Linked DNA regions of Homo sapiens: region 1 is linked to region 2. A link is a loop called in an ENCODE intact Hi-C map of the cell type or tissue named here. Cell type or tissue: right lobe of liver. All regions are shown on one strand. Links, peaks and the distances in the headings refer to the core of each region. The heading gives the core; the rest is flanking DNA. Region 1 has its middle 66 kb from the start of HAO1. Region 2 overlaps HAO1 (hydroxyacid oxidase 1).

What was found. Hi-C counts contacts between places; a loop is a spot of excess contacts. Peaks named below come from ENCODE experiments on the same cell type or tissue, not always from the same donor. Only the 100,000 strongest peaks of a DNase experiment are listed, where the experiment ranks them.
Region 1: it touches region 2 in a loop (3-fold over the local background); 2 of 110 quality-filtered maps call a loop at or near these places.

Annotation. Positions count from the first base shown.
Region 1 is chr20:7,873,329-7,876,262 of GRCh38, reverse strand. No RefSeq gene overlaps it. Among named protein-coding and RNA genes, the nearest start is that of HAO1, 66 kb to the left of the region's middle. In right lobe of liver, for the core only: no CTCF peak of the experiment used is centred there; no DNase peak of the experiment used is centred there.
Region 2 is chr20:7,925,816-7,928,749 of GRCh38, reverse strand. All of the region lies in intron 2 of HAO1 (hydroxyacid oxidase 1), which reads left to right. Among named protein-coding and RNA genes, the nearest start is that of HAO1, 13 kb to the left of the region's middle. In right lobe of liver, for the core only: a CTCF peak has its summit at 1,786; no DNase peak of the experiment used is centred there; H3K27ac peaks cover 631 bases.

The sequences.
Region 1 (2,934 bases), core at 114-2,613, 52 kb after region 2:
CCATCAGCCACATGTGGCTATTGGGTGCTTGAAATGTGTCTAGTTTCAATGCTTCATTTTATTTAATTTTAATTAATTTAAATTTAAGTAGTCATATGTGCCTAGTGGGTGTGTATTGAATAGCACAGATCTAGATGTTATGAATAAAATTGAGCACTGGGGAAACGTAATCTAATAGACTCAAGACTAGTTTAAGTTGACCAACCCTGCTATGTGATTATCCTGGCGAAGTCATATAAAGTCTTTTTGATGTAGCTTTCCAGTTTAAAAAAATACAATTTTATAGTAGCTCTTACCCTTATGGTAGACAGATAAACTGCAATGATAAATGTAATACAATTTATAAGTTATTCTATATAGCATGTAAATTAATTGCAATAACAAATATAATAAAATTTTAAAATTATTTGGGTAATGCTATATTGATCTAAAGCTGCTTTATGGAATTATTTTTGGTTTGTTTTTCTTATTAATCTTTCCATTCAGTTTACTGTTACCTTTTTGGTAAGGATAACCTAGAAAAGCACAATAATTTTGTCTAAAGTTTAGAGTTCATGGCACAGCCCAGCTGTTGAGTGGACAAACTTGAGAAATCTCAAGTCAAACTTGACAAATCTTGAGAAAATAATCTTGAATGTTAGATTTCATCCTTTAGGTGGAATAGTAATATAGCTAATCAGTAAGACGTAATGACAAGTAGTGATGCTTTCAAACAGTAAAAATAATGCACGTGTAAGCTATTATGAAAAGAATAGTAATAAAAATATTTGGCATGTAATGTAATGACTTATATCTTGGAAATCTGGAAAGAATGAACAAAACTTTTAGATATAATGAAATATTTCCAGCAGAGTGAATGAAACCCTGTATCCTAAACAGCAAAATGGCACCAATAAGAAGTCTTTCTCAAGAAATGTGGGCATCTCCTTGACATAAGAACACAGGCTTCTTTATCATATGAACAAATAGCATTGCCCAAGCCAATAACATATTTTGGCTCTGATTTTTCTTTATTTTTAATACTATGTTATTTAGTTTTATTATTAATGTGCAAACCACTCAGTTTTTAAAAAATATTCTGAATAATAGTAGACAATAGCTATCCCATATACAAAAATATAGTTTTGGTTTGAATTTTGTTTTATTTTTTAATCTCCTCAAGCATTTATCCTTGTTGTTAAAAACAATCCAATGACCCTCTTTTAGTTATTTTAAAATGTGCAATTAAGTTATTATTGACTATAGTCATCCTTTTATGCTATCAAATACTAGGTCTTATTCATTTTTTCTACTCTTTTGGGATCCATTAAACATTCCCACCTCCCCTTGAATCCCCTACTACCCCTCCCAGCCTCTGTGTTACACAAAATTCTACTCTCTATGTCCATGAGTTCAATTGTTTTCATTTTTACATCCCACAAATACATGAGAACATGTAATGCTCATCTTTCTGTGCCTGGCTATTAAACTTAACATAATGATCCTCCGGTCCTATCCATGCTGTTGCAAATGACAGGATCTCATTGTTTTTACAGTTGCATAGTACTCCATTGTATATATGTACCACATTTTCTTTATCCATTCATCTGCTGATGGACACTTTGGTTGCTTCCAAATCTTGGCTATTGTGAACAGTGCGGCAACAAACCTGGGAGTGCAGCTGTCTTTTCGATGTGCTGGTTTCCTTTTTTTTGGGTATATACCTGTATTAGTCCATTTTCACGCTGCTGATAAAGACATACCTGAGACTTCGCAATTTACAAAAGAGAGAGGTTTAATTGGACTTATAGTTCCATGTGGCTGGGGAAGCCTCACACTCATGGCAGAAGGCAAGGAGGAGCAAGTCACATCTTACGTGGATGGCACTGGCAAAGAGGGAGATTGGGCAGGGAAACTCCCCCTTATAATACCATCAGATGTCATGAGACTTACTTGCTATCATGAGAACAGCATGGGAAAGACCCACCCCCATGATTCAATTACCCCCCACTGGGTCCCTCCCACAACATGTGGGAATTCAAGATGAGATTTGGGTGGGGACATGGTCAAACCATATCAATACCTAACAGAGGGGTTGGTTTGAATTTTGGTTTAAATATTATTTGATACTATAACCATACTATCTAGTTGAAGTACTAAAGAGCAATATTTCTCAAGTCTTTTTTTAAGAATTTCTGAATAATAGTAATTTTATATAATATGTGTCATAGTGTGAACATCCCTGTTTTAAGTAGTAATATTTTGGTTTTAATACACCACAAAAGTAGTCAGGAAGAAAATCTTTTTAAAAATTCTTCAATTATTTGACTTAATAAAGCTAACATTCACTGTTTCCAAGATTCCCAGCCACATATATGACAAAATAAATAAATAAATAGAAAAGCACCACAAACAACAAACTGCACAAAACCACAAAAAATATTGGAAGACTCAGAAATTAGTAAAATGCTAATCTACCAAAAATTTAGTTTATGCAGTTATTATAAATTCATCATTATGGGCAGGGCAGTGTATAAGAAAGCCAGAATCCACAACTTGAAAAGGTAATCACTGATGCAACTGTTTTGTCTACATAACTGCATAAACAGTTTGCCTACTTTCCACTGAGTTAACCCAATACTTTGTTGTCATGTAAACACAATCTAAATGAAATCCACAGATTTTCCCCCGAAATCTTATTTTAGCTAAATTTTTCTTGGCTATTCTTATTCCAGGTCTGTTAACAATTTATCCAGAATTATTTGATTGGCTTTGAACTCTTTTGCCATCTCTTGTCCATCCTTTATTGGGCAGGCAAATGATGGAGAAAATGATGCAAGTGCAAGCAACTAAACATATAAAGAAGGTCTGTGGAAAGCAGAGCACTCCCCACAGTTTTGGGCCTTTCTCTGGAGGGGAGTGGTTAAAAGGACATGGGAGGTTAATGTCGAAACT
Region 2 (2,934 bases), core at 337-2,836:
AATTTACCGAGAACTAGTTTTATTTCTGTGGCAGGTCATTTTCACTTTCTAGGATTATGTTTCTTCATTGATAAAGTGAGCTACTTGAGCAAGACCAGTGGATTGAATGCCACGTCCCAAGGAGGCTGGGGTTGTTTCCAGGGATCTTACAGAACTTAGGTGTGATACTGAGCATGAGCTACTTGTGTTGCATTTTGGTGTTCAAAAGAAAAGTTCTTTAAATAGTTCTGCTGGAAAGACAAAAAAAAAAAAAAGAAAAAACTTTCACAACAAAAATCTCCAAAAACAAAAACCCAGAAAACTGGCATAGAAGTGGATGATCTTTGCAATTTTTTTCAGTATATAAATAAATGATTTTGATCCCATTTAAAATTTTATCAAATGCAAAAAGAAACAATTCAAAGTATAGAGCTACCTTTTCTTACTCTACTGAAATCTACACTTTATGTCAGCCCTGGAGGGTTTAGACGCACTTTATGTCAGCCCACTTCTTTCGACTGCACTATGTCAGCCTTGGAGGGTTTAGATGAGGCAGTGAGCATTTGAATGCTTTTAATTTCCATTTTTCAAAGTACATTCTTGGTCTATAGGAGAGGAACAAGATATGTAACTATCTCTGACTATTGCTAAAAACACAAACGTCTTTAATAAATGTTGCATAAACTCAGAAAGTGATACTTCAAAGTCTTGTGAAAAATGATGATCACCAGCATTTATACAGCAATTAGTATGTGCCACGCAATTTGACTTTATTATTTATTCATCTATCTTTACCACCATCTTAAAATATGTGAGTGCAAAACCCTGAGAAACTTTCTCCAACTCCTGTGGGTGTGGAAATCGAGGCTTAGAGAGGTTAATGCTTTGCTCAGATTATTAATCACTTAGGCAGTGCTACCTATAATATCCTGCTCTGTTACTGGTATTTCCAAACGTCATTAACTGTAGCAAGAATCCTAAGGCAAGCACTATGCTATCATCTTAAAATATTTATTGCAAACATCCTATGTTTTATTGTTTTATCTTTTTAACTTTGAGAAGATAAAATAAGCCACAGAAGTGAAATTAATTGGGAAATCATTCGCTTTTTGCAAAATTTGGGAGCATAAACAATGGGTCATGAATTACAATCAAACAAAAGATAAAATTCTAAGAAGTCTTTTAAAGTGGAAAAAAATAACTGAAAAATACTGAATGGAGGGCAGTTTTTCATGCACTGTGTTACGAATAAAAAATTTGATTCAATGGATTACTTAATCAACATTTTAATAGTTGTAAATCTTATAATATTTAAGCTGTTTTATAAGTGCCTCTACTTATAATGGCACATCCGTTTGAAACTCTAGCAGATCATTTTTATTTATTTTTTTGAATTTTTTTCTTTATATTCTTTAAAGAAGGATACAAAATTATTTCTATGAATATTTAACATATGGAAGGAAATAGCAATAATAAACATAAATGCTAACACATATAAAATAGGTGGTATCATTAGGCTAAATTTTAGTCTTCCAGGATAAGTAGAACATCTCTGACTTCTCAAATATCCAATTAATAAAATGCTTACTATACCATTTGGTGCTTTAAGAACATTGCCATGGAAACCTCTCAGGTTTTATGCACAGTAGCTATAATAAAATTTTCCTTCATCTTTCATGGAGCTACTTGAGATTTTTTTTCTCCCTTTAAACATGAGAAATCAAAAAGAAAGAGAAAAGAAGGATTAAATATTCATTTATCCTTTTGCTTCTGACTTGTTATGTGGGCAAGTGCCACATGAGGGAGTGCTGGGACCTCATATCAAGAAAAATTAAAACCTACCTAATGCGTTCCAGGAATGTTCAGCATATTAGCAAATTCTTATTAAACTGTCAAAAAAAAAAAAAGTTTTAAAAGAAATTCCAGCCCCTGGATGCAATTAGAGGCTACCACACTGGATTTGATGGGCCATAAAACCATTAAATCTAAACACTTTCTTTTTGAGCCTAAAAGGCCAGAACATTCCAAAGTGAAGTTTTGGGACTCAGCTATGACTTGACCACCTATTAAGATGCAGGTGGAACAGATTGCAGAGTAACACAAAGAGCCACACAGACCCCAGATGACTGCATTAGGGTGTAGGTGAGAGTTTTAGCTGTTGAATTTTCTGGATTTTCCAAGATTAAGTGATCAACCTTAACAATGAGTGAAAGACCATTCAACAGGAAGAATTGTCATTTCCTTTGCTCTAAACCCAAACGATGTATTTTTTGAAAGCTTTATTGATTTATATATTTATGTGTTGTGCTAGGCGACCGACTAGATATATGTTTCAGCATACCTACTAGGAAAATATCCCCATTATTCTCAATTTTACCTAATCCAGGCAAAGCACTGGACTTGCTTTAAGGAACATTTTTACTCTTTCTGAAGTGGAGTGCCTGTCATGTATCAGGTGCAATGCTTGGACTTTACGTTCTTGTGATTAATCCTTACAATAGGCCTGTGAAGTAATTCTCATTCTGTTTGACAGTAGAGAAGAAGGAAGCCCTTGACCAAGGTCTAGTGCCAGTAATGGTGGTGATGGGGTTTGAACCTAAGTCTGTTTCACTCTAAAGTGTAACCAAATTTTATGTTTTAGACTTGCTTTTCTAACAATAAAAAGTCAGTGACATGCTCTTTCTGTGTGTAAGCACTCACACACACACACACAAACACACATCCGTATTACATATGCTTATATATGTATTAAAAGATTATGGACATTTGATATATATACATATACTAAAATGTATAATTCATTGCTAAAGTATTTTCATATAAATAGTGGCTTCAGTGTTAAAATCACTTTGCAATGAAACAAGATTGTTGATTAAAACACCTATTAAAAAATTAGAATCTAGCCATATTAAAGACAGTCATCGAATGGAGTGATTTCTACGATTTTGCACCAAA